Regions from separate parts of the Homo sapiens genome. Here region 1 is linked to region 2. The links are chromatin contacts, found by Hi-C or POLR2A ChIA-PET in ENCODE. All regions are on one chromosome and are shown on one strand. Each heading gives the region's core, a stretch centred on a gene start or an enhancer-like site at or near the end of the contact. The rest is flanking DNA. Distances are from core to core; before and after follow the strand shown.

Region 1 (4,029 bases), core at 16-2,515, 170 kb before region 2:
CTCAAGTGATCCTCCTGCCTTGGCCTCCCAAAGTGCTGGGATTATAGGTATGAGCCACTGTGCCTGGCTTTATTGAGCAGATTCTGTCAAGTATTAAGTATCAGTTTTTGTGAGAGATTAAAAAAAATCTAAATCATGATTTCTTCCCTGAAAGAATTTAGAGTCTCCTTGGAAAGGGAGGCCACTTGTGCATTAAAGTTTAAGGTTGCGGTTCAGAAGGTCAGAGTCATGGGGTTTGTGAGACTAATGACGAGTTAGGCTTTGAGGTGAAGATGGGATATCCTAATTTAAATGAGACTCTGGATCTCAGGACAAAAGACTGGCATGCTATCCAACATAAAGGGTTTTATATGCATTAATGATAAAAGCAGATGTTGGTACAATTTGTAAACTTTGCTCCCTAAATAGTAAGTATATTTTAAATATTCTACAAAATAATCAAGTTTGACAATAGTTTTCAGTTGCTACCTCTTTCTGTGGTCTCTGTCTGCTTAGCCGTTTTCTTGAAATCAGTGGCTTCTTAAAGGAAGAAGGACATCAGGAGTATGTTAGAATTGCGCCTCAAGATCAGCTGACTTCAGGTCATATATCTTCACCACTTTCTCCAGAGAAGATAGATATCAAAAATCCAACTTGGCTAAGCTAAGGATGGGAACTGAAGGATGAAGGATGGAGAGCCGGGATTGGGCCAGGCCTGTAGAAAGGCATCTAGTTATGACTGGCGGGTGACCCACTGAATCAACTAAGTGAGTGGATTGGTTTCAGTGCACAAAGTTAGTGTGTAAAATTGTTAACTAAAATTAGGTTTCTGGAAAAATTTTGGGATTTTATTACAAAAGCTATGTTAATCCTTAATTATCATAGGAATCATTTGGTGCATATTGAAAGTAGAAGAAGATATGCATCCAGTTAGAATATTATGCAATTTAGCATCACCAGGGAAGCGAAACAGCAGCATTTGTTTGAAATTGGGGGCTCCTTTTTTCCAATTACATTTTTCAAAGATTGCTATAAACTGTGATTTTTTTTTCAAAGAACAAATAGTCATTCCTATATTGAATTCAGCTGTGTGTTTAATAATTTTTACATTCTAAAATTTGTATGTGGTGTATAAAGTTTCTTTCCTCAGCAGCTGAAATTGATAGGTTAAGCTAAAGATGAAAATATCTAGCATTTGCTCTCGGCTTGAAGGGAGCGGCATGTTTCTCAGGAAGCTCTCGCCTGGGAGCTCAGTTTGTTTGAGTTCTGTTATTTCTAGTGATGCTAGCTAATCATCTTTTAGAGTTTCAGTTTCCCTTTGGCTATGTCAAGAGGTCGAGTGTTATAAACTGCCTTATGCTTTCCTCACTTAGATGGGAGGGCCCATGTAATTCTGCTTTCGAAGAGCATTTAGCTTCTCCAAAGAAAAACACTTAACCAACTAATGAATCATAAGAGTTCTAAATGCTTTTCTTAGTAATATCTCAGTTTTACTCTGTAGTGGCAGAAAAATTTAGACAGCTATGATTTCCTCAGTTTTAGTGTTGGAGAAGACTAAGGCTGGGATTTTTCAGGAAATGAATGATGTTTTAACTTGAAAAGTACTGGATCACAAAGAACATAACATGCGGTATGCTTTCAGTTTCTTTTAGAAAAAAAATCATGAATTGAAAAAGTTTTAATAGCTTTCCATGTATGCTAGGTATTTCTATACCATTCTGGAGACACTAATCAAAGGAAATATAAACACATATATCACAAAGGATTGAAATTTGACTTTAAGAGGGTGAGTGGCAATGGAGCTCCTCGATACACTTCCCGTTTCACAGGGGAAGAGATGGGAATTTGCAGAAAAACTGACTTAGTTCTGCCTGGATGTGTCAAGCCCATGAGCCAGAGCTGGTCACCATCCTGACCCACAGTAGAATCAGTGGTTCAGTTGTAATTTTCTCTCTGATTTATCTAAAGAGATCACTGTTAAGAATTCTGTTAGGAACCTGCTTTATCTTAGAAATATGACAATGAGTAAAATTGTGAAATTTTTACACTGTTTTGGTGCATATGCATTTATGTTGAATACTATTCAATGGAAAAGTATTGCCTTATATATCTGCTCTGTTCAGTTTTTGAATCTTTCATGCCGTTGTCAACTTTTACAAAAGAAGAATTTAATACCACATTATTTCTTCTTACATCTATTTTTGAAAAGCAGTTATTCTCAACACTACCCTAAATATTTAAAAAGAAAAACATTTCACTAACACAAGATTTTGCTATTTGATATCTCCCTGTCAAATCTGAACAGGGTACCTTTACAAAAATCTTTGAAAACAACCTTTAGAAATAGTCTGGAATCAGTTTATGTCAAACAAATGTATGCTCTAAATCAGCAGTCCCCAACCTTTTCAGCATCAGGGACTGGTTGCATGGAAGACTATTTTTCCAAGGGAAGGGGGGATTGTTTCAGGATGAAATTTCCACTTCAGATCATCAGGCGTTAGTTATTTTCTCATAAGGGGCATGCAACCTAGGTCCCTCACATGTGCAGTTCACAATAAGATTCGAGCTCCTGTGAGAATCTAATGCTGCCACTGGTCTGACAGGAGGTGGAGCTCAGTTGTTAATGCTCAGTTGCTCACCTGCAGCTCACCTTCTGCTGTGCCGTGCAGTTTCTGATGGGCCACAGACTGACACCGGTCCGTAGCCATGGGATTGGGGACCCCTCTTCTAAATAATAATTCTAACAAGCCACCTTAATATTCAATTCAAGAATGCAGTCCATGATCAAGTAAAATGTTGTTAGAAGAAACAGGTTTCATATTTCATATCTCCAGAGAGTCTTTAAGACCATTAGACTATTCAGCAAAATTATCCATATATGATTTTTATTTTTTGCTTCCCATTAGCCAAACCCACATATATTATTATTACTTTTTTAAAAACTGCATTAGTATGTTCTAAAGCTTCCTTTTCATTTCTTTTGTGGTTTTAATCTTTGGAGAGTGAGCTAGAAATACCCATTAGAGATGAATTCTAGGAAAATAAATGTAAGCAGTAACTCTGGCTCAATTTATTTTTCTTCTCTACAAGAACTGTTTAAAACCTGGCAGTGGAAGACTATTCTCTTGTCTACCAAGTATTATAGTAGGAAGTGCAAGGTCATCTCTAAATATAAAAGATTCTATGTTTCTAAGGAAAGAGTGTATCTTAAGAAGGGTAAATGAAATAGTTGGCTAGAGGGAAAGGGAAATTTCCTTATTTCACCCTGAAACTTGGCAGCATTTCTGAAACAGAGCTTGAAGCTTTGAGATGAATTAAAAAGAGTTTGTTTCACCTTCTATGGAAGCTCTTTTGCACCCAATTTACTTTTCCCCTGTCTGGTCAGGAAGGCACTTCATCATTAGAGATTTTGTAAAACTTCATCGGTTGATTAAAATGCAGATAGCATGCCTCTCGGTGAGAAAATAATTTTAATATTGTCAGTTTTAGAAATCTGCCTACATAAAACATACGTGAGAAAAAATGTGTTTTCAAACCTGAATTTTTATGTAGGCTTGTTCACTAACTTCTCCATTTCATCATCAGAAGCTCACCCTTTCAAGCTACTTCGCTTTGTGTGTTGTGGGGAGACTGAGGGTGGGTAAGGCATTTTGGCACGACTCAAACTGGTCCATTTTATTTCAAATAAGTCCTGATGAAAGGGCAAATCCTACTCTCAGCATAATCTTCTTTAGAAATAGGAGGAATAAATGCTCCTAAAATGAATGCATAGTAAGGAAGGGCAGGGCAGATGCCATGATCTGGGTGCAACTCTTAAGCTGATGTGTGGCCCAATGATCCTCATACGTGGAAGCCGAATGGACCATAGCACCCTAGCTTCCTTTATAGTCCCCTTTGTTTGGTTTTATCAGTTGAGGGAGATGGCCTACTTCTTTGCCATGTGAGTAAACAACAGAATGCAACTAATCTTCTAGTGGAAGATCATGGAAAAAGCTGCTACCTATGACTATAGAAGTACATTTCAAAATTTGGTGTAAGTCAGAAATAAAG
Region 2 (4,411 bases), core at 1,006-3,505:
TTTTTTAACTAATAATGTGAGTTTTTAAATAATAGACATAATTCTTAATGTAAACTTCTACTAAGACTACTTTACAATTTTTTTTAATATCTTAAAAAACAAGGGGCACTTCTTGCCATTTTGTGCTAACTTAGTCTTTATTGGTTGAACTAGTGCTAGGCAAGGAAGGAATTAGCTATAGGGAGCAGGGAAGACAGATCTAAACAGTTCTGCACTTATGAGCATATTAGTGAATAATAGAGATGCTCCTTATGGAACCCAGGCATGAAAACCATCCTTGGACCTGTCACATCTTGGAATTATGTGCTGGACTCTTGTATTGGTTCGTTGACTTTAGTTGTAGTTTAGGAAGTGATAGCCAGAAACTTGAACTCTTGCTTCTAGCTTTTAGACCTTCTACTTAAGACAGAAGAACTATGTATTTCACCTCGTCTAACTTCTAGTATTTCAGATAATTTCTTCTCAGATACTTTTTTTTGGCTCAACCTATGCTTAATATTTTTAGCTAATGCTCACTCTGTCATCATTAAAGTGGTTTGCAGAAGAATATATGGCCTACGCAGAAGAATATATGGTCTATGCAAATAACTTCTCACTGTACATTCTCTATACAGACCTATACAAATATTTTCATAAAACTTCTGAGCTGGAGGTGGAACTATTACAAAGTGTTGTGGTTGAAAAAGGTTGATGGATTGAGGTTATTCCTCAAGACCTCTTTCCACCACAAAACTGAATATCCTAATTAGAGAATCCATTAGAAGGAACTTGACCAAGTCTGTGGCTTAATTTATGCCTCAAAGTGAAGTGATTAATATTATTCAATGCATGCATAGGACCAGAAATTCTTATTTGAATAAGTTATTCAACTTATAGGGTAATTAAAAACTGAAAGTAAACTGTCATTTCACTGCTATATTCCTATATATTAAATTAAACTTTAAACATTATTTAAGGATTCAATGTAATATATTTAGCTTTTTTTTTTAAAAGCAAGTCTGGAAGCTGGGCCAATTTCTACAAATGTTCTGCTCAGTAGCTAGCCTTTTGTGGAAACTCAATAGATCTTAAACACTTGGTTCATTTAAATTACTCTTCTTTTTGCTTTCAGGAAAGATTGAGAAGAGTTACAGGGAAGTTTAGTGGATTAGTCATTCAGTTCCTTGATGGATCACTTGCATGTGCCAATGCCAGGGAACATTTAACTGATTAAAACATTCTGAATGAATTTGTCATTTGGGGGTACTCTTTGAATGAATATCTTTATTGCATTGACTGTGTCCTACTGATATGACTTAGGCTTACTTCCAACATTAATTCTAAAGAGGCTCTGGCTAACTTATCTGTAGAATGTGTGTCCAAGTCAAGTTCGTGATGTATTTGGTTAAAAAAAACTTTGTGGCTCTTGAAAGAAATACAAAGATTTAGTAGTCAGTATTGTTTATAAAGTCTAGGGTGGTCATATTTAAATAATAAATCTAAGAATTAGATGAGTACTGTTACACATTTTTGTTAATAAATCTTAAATACTGGAAAGAATAGACTTAAGAAAAATATTCCAACATTGAAAACCTAAGTATCTAAACATATTTCAGTCTCATATGCCAAAAAATATGAAATTATAGCATTTTTGGTCAGGATAAACGCCTCCTGCATCTTTTTGTATAAGAAGTATTTTGAATGAAAATAGACTTGCCATGTCAGACTATTTGAAATTTAAGTTCTGTTTTCAATTTTAGGTTCTTAAAAAGGTCCAACTTAGCCAATGAACATAAAAGTGCTTACTGCTAATTTAGCTGCTGCTGCAGAACATGAAAGGAAATCATGAGGCCATTAACACATCTAGAAATAGTCATTTTCTAGCTTTCGGTTCCTAAGATAGCTTAGTGAAAATAAAATATTCAGACAAGGCAGGGTAGGGAGGTGAGTTTTTAAAGGATTTTCTTTTTAAACTTTCCTTCCTTCCACCCTCGCTCCCTCACTTCCACCCTCCTTTATTTCTCCTTCTTTATGTGTGTTAACTTAGAACTTCACTTCAAGATTTTCCGAGTGCTAAGTGATAGGGGCAGTGAGATATACGCTTTATCTCCCTGCATAGGCAATGAGTAAAAAAGATGTGAAATTATGGCAAATTCACCAGCAGATTTCAAAGGTGAAAATGCCCTTCTTGTACCAGGGTTAATATGATCTCCAGCCATCCATTCACAGATCATGCTCACTCTGTTGATGGCAAAGGAAAGTTCTCTTTGAGGCCTTGAAATGGAAACTGCACATCGTGCCTGGAAAGTCCCTCCAGGCTAGTGTTCAAGAAGTCTTTCTTTCACACTTCAGTTTCTTCATTGCATTATATTTACTGACTGCCTACCCTATGTTAGACCCTGTGTTAGGTCCTGCAGTCCTGTTCACAAGGATATTATAGTCTTGAGGGGAAGGCAGACATTCATTAAAGACTCACCTCAGTGTTGACGGGCAGACTGCAATAAAAAAGTATGCGGCACTGTGAATGTGTAACAGGTGTGGGCGGTGGTCAGGGAAGGCTGAGACTGGTTAACTGGGCAGAGGCAAAGGGTTGCAGGCAACTCGCCTGAGGTGGAGAGGCAAGGCTGGTGACAGGGGCAGGGAGGCCGTGGACAGCCGATATCACAAAAGGCGGTGCTGAAAGATGCAAGGGGACTGAGGACTTCTTTTTAGCTGAGCAAACAGTGCACATTTCTTCCACTCAGACTTTTCCTTTTCTAATTAAAAAAATGGGGACATCCACATCTTGATAACACAGTTAATGTGTGAATATAATAACTGCTTAATAAATCCTTGTTGAAATAGGAATGCTGATTAAGGCACTTAGGCCAGCAGCTGAAGGAGGCTTAATATATTCAGAGATGATTCCTAGGTATCTAGAAAAGGATATTTTAAGCTAAGAGAAAAGAGGGACAGTTCACCAGTTTCTTCCCTTCTAGGGAAACAACATAAAAGGACTGGAGTTGTTAAAAGACAGGGTGAGAAGTCTGTTGACATAAAACATGAGAAAATGAAGTTTGTGATGTTTTGATGCAGAAGTAAGTTATCATTATTGTTGAGTGATAATGGCATTAATTTTCTGAAGATGGGCAGCTCCTTTCATCCCATTTAATGTGTATGTGTGTGGGCATGTGTGCTTGCATACCTAAGGCTAAATTAATTTTTGGTACAATAGGGTAGGGTTGCTAGATTTGGTAAATGGAAATACAAGGCATCAAGATAAATTTGAATTTCAGGTAAAGGAAGTATAACTTTTGGAGTATATATATATGTCCCAAATGCCCTACCAGAGTGGAATTTTCCTCTTAAGAACTCTGGAGGCGTGTTGCCTCATTTCCCCCATGTTTTTAGTCATTGCATGTATAATGTTTATATTTATGTTTATTCGCAGTTTATTTTTGCCACATATATTTTTAGAATCTAAATTTTCCCAATAGTCTGGAACCTTTGGTGGGTGTACATAATGTGATGAAGGATTCTCTTCCTGGAGAGGCTGCTGATATATAGCCAAGATTCTGTCTTTGTGCTCTGGGCTTCTGTCTCTGTAGTGTTAATATTTCAAGAATGAGACTAGAGCATTTTTCTTACTTTAGTGCCCTTTGGAGCAACAGAAAGCTGCCTTTGCTGCAAAGGACCCTGTGGAATGATTGTTGATCTGCCTTCTAGAAACTGAGCTGTGCCCAAAACCTTTTACCAGTTTCTAAAGGCACCTGCTTTCATTTTCCTAGGAAGGTTCTTTAGGTGAGCGATAGTCACCCCTATATCTCTGCAATACCAAGTGAGCAGCTTGTTGTGTGTAGATACCATGAAATAGAAACAGATTCATGAAGATAAGATTAGAAGGTAATCTTTAGATTACAGAAACAGATTCATGAAAATAAGGATTAGAAGTTGTGAATGAAAACAACTGTTGCTTTGGATGGCTGGATTTAAAAATGTTCCTCAATATTGATGATGTGGTATTTTAATTAAAAAATAGGATCAGATCATGACACATAGAAGAAGCTATAATATGCACAATGATCTGCTTTTCCAGGAAATGAGTATCTTTGGGGATCAGCATTGAGCTCACTACACATGATAAAAAATAAAACTCATTGGAAATCTAGAAATTGGCAACTAAAAATTGAGTCAAAATGTGTTTTAACCACCCCACCCCCCTCTTGTTTGTTTTTATTCACTTCTGATAACCTACTGGCTGTTTAGTTATATTTTATGGTTGTTTTGGCTATCACAAACTCATACAGAATAGCTGGAATTATCAGTCTCAACAGGGACCATGAAGACATATGTGTGTAATTCAGTACATATATTAAAAAATAGCTAATTTACAATATTACAGGCACAAGGGAGCCCACTGATGTGAAGTTTCAGTGAAACAGTGTAAAGAAAT

What was found. A loop is a pair of places that touch in the nucleus more often than their neighbours do. ChIA-PET counts read pairs that join two places held with the same protein, here RNA polymerase II (POLR2A). Pooled maps may share reads with other maps.
Region 1: a loop to region 2 is called in a pooled map, with 5 times the contacts of the local background. The contact joins two enhancer-like sites. A Hi-C loop is called at or near these places in 1 of 168 maps with a recorded cell type or tissue (CD4-positive, alpha-beta T cell) and 10 of 50 pooled maps. POLR2A ChIA-PET finds 5 or more read pairs at or near these places in 2 of 52 experiments (CD4-positive, alpha-beta T cell and activated CD4-positive, alpha-beta T cell).

Annotation. Positions count from the first base shown.
Region 1 is chr2:197,836,931-197,840,959 of GRCh38, forward strand. The region is part of intron 1 of PLCL1 (phospholipase C like 1 (inactive)); the gene reads left to right. Among named protein-coding and RNA genes, the nearest start is that of PLCL1, 34 kb to the left of the region's middle. Within about 2 kb of position 1,266, at least 5 of the 41 ENCODE cell types and tissues checked have a DNase peak (open chromatin) inside an H3K27ac peak, as active enhancers do.
Region 2 is chr2:198,003,161-198,007,571 of GRCh38, forward strand. All of the region lies in intron 1 of PLCL1 (phospholipase C like 1 (inactive)), which reads left to right. Among named protein-coding and RNA genes, the nearest start is that of PLCL1, 200 kb to the left of the region's middle. RefSeq lists an enhancer at 2,168-2,357. Within about 2 kb of position 2,256, at least 2 of the 41 ENCODE cell types and tissues checked have a DNase peak (open chromatin) inside an H3K27ac peak, as active enhancers do.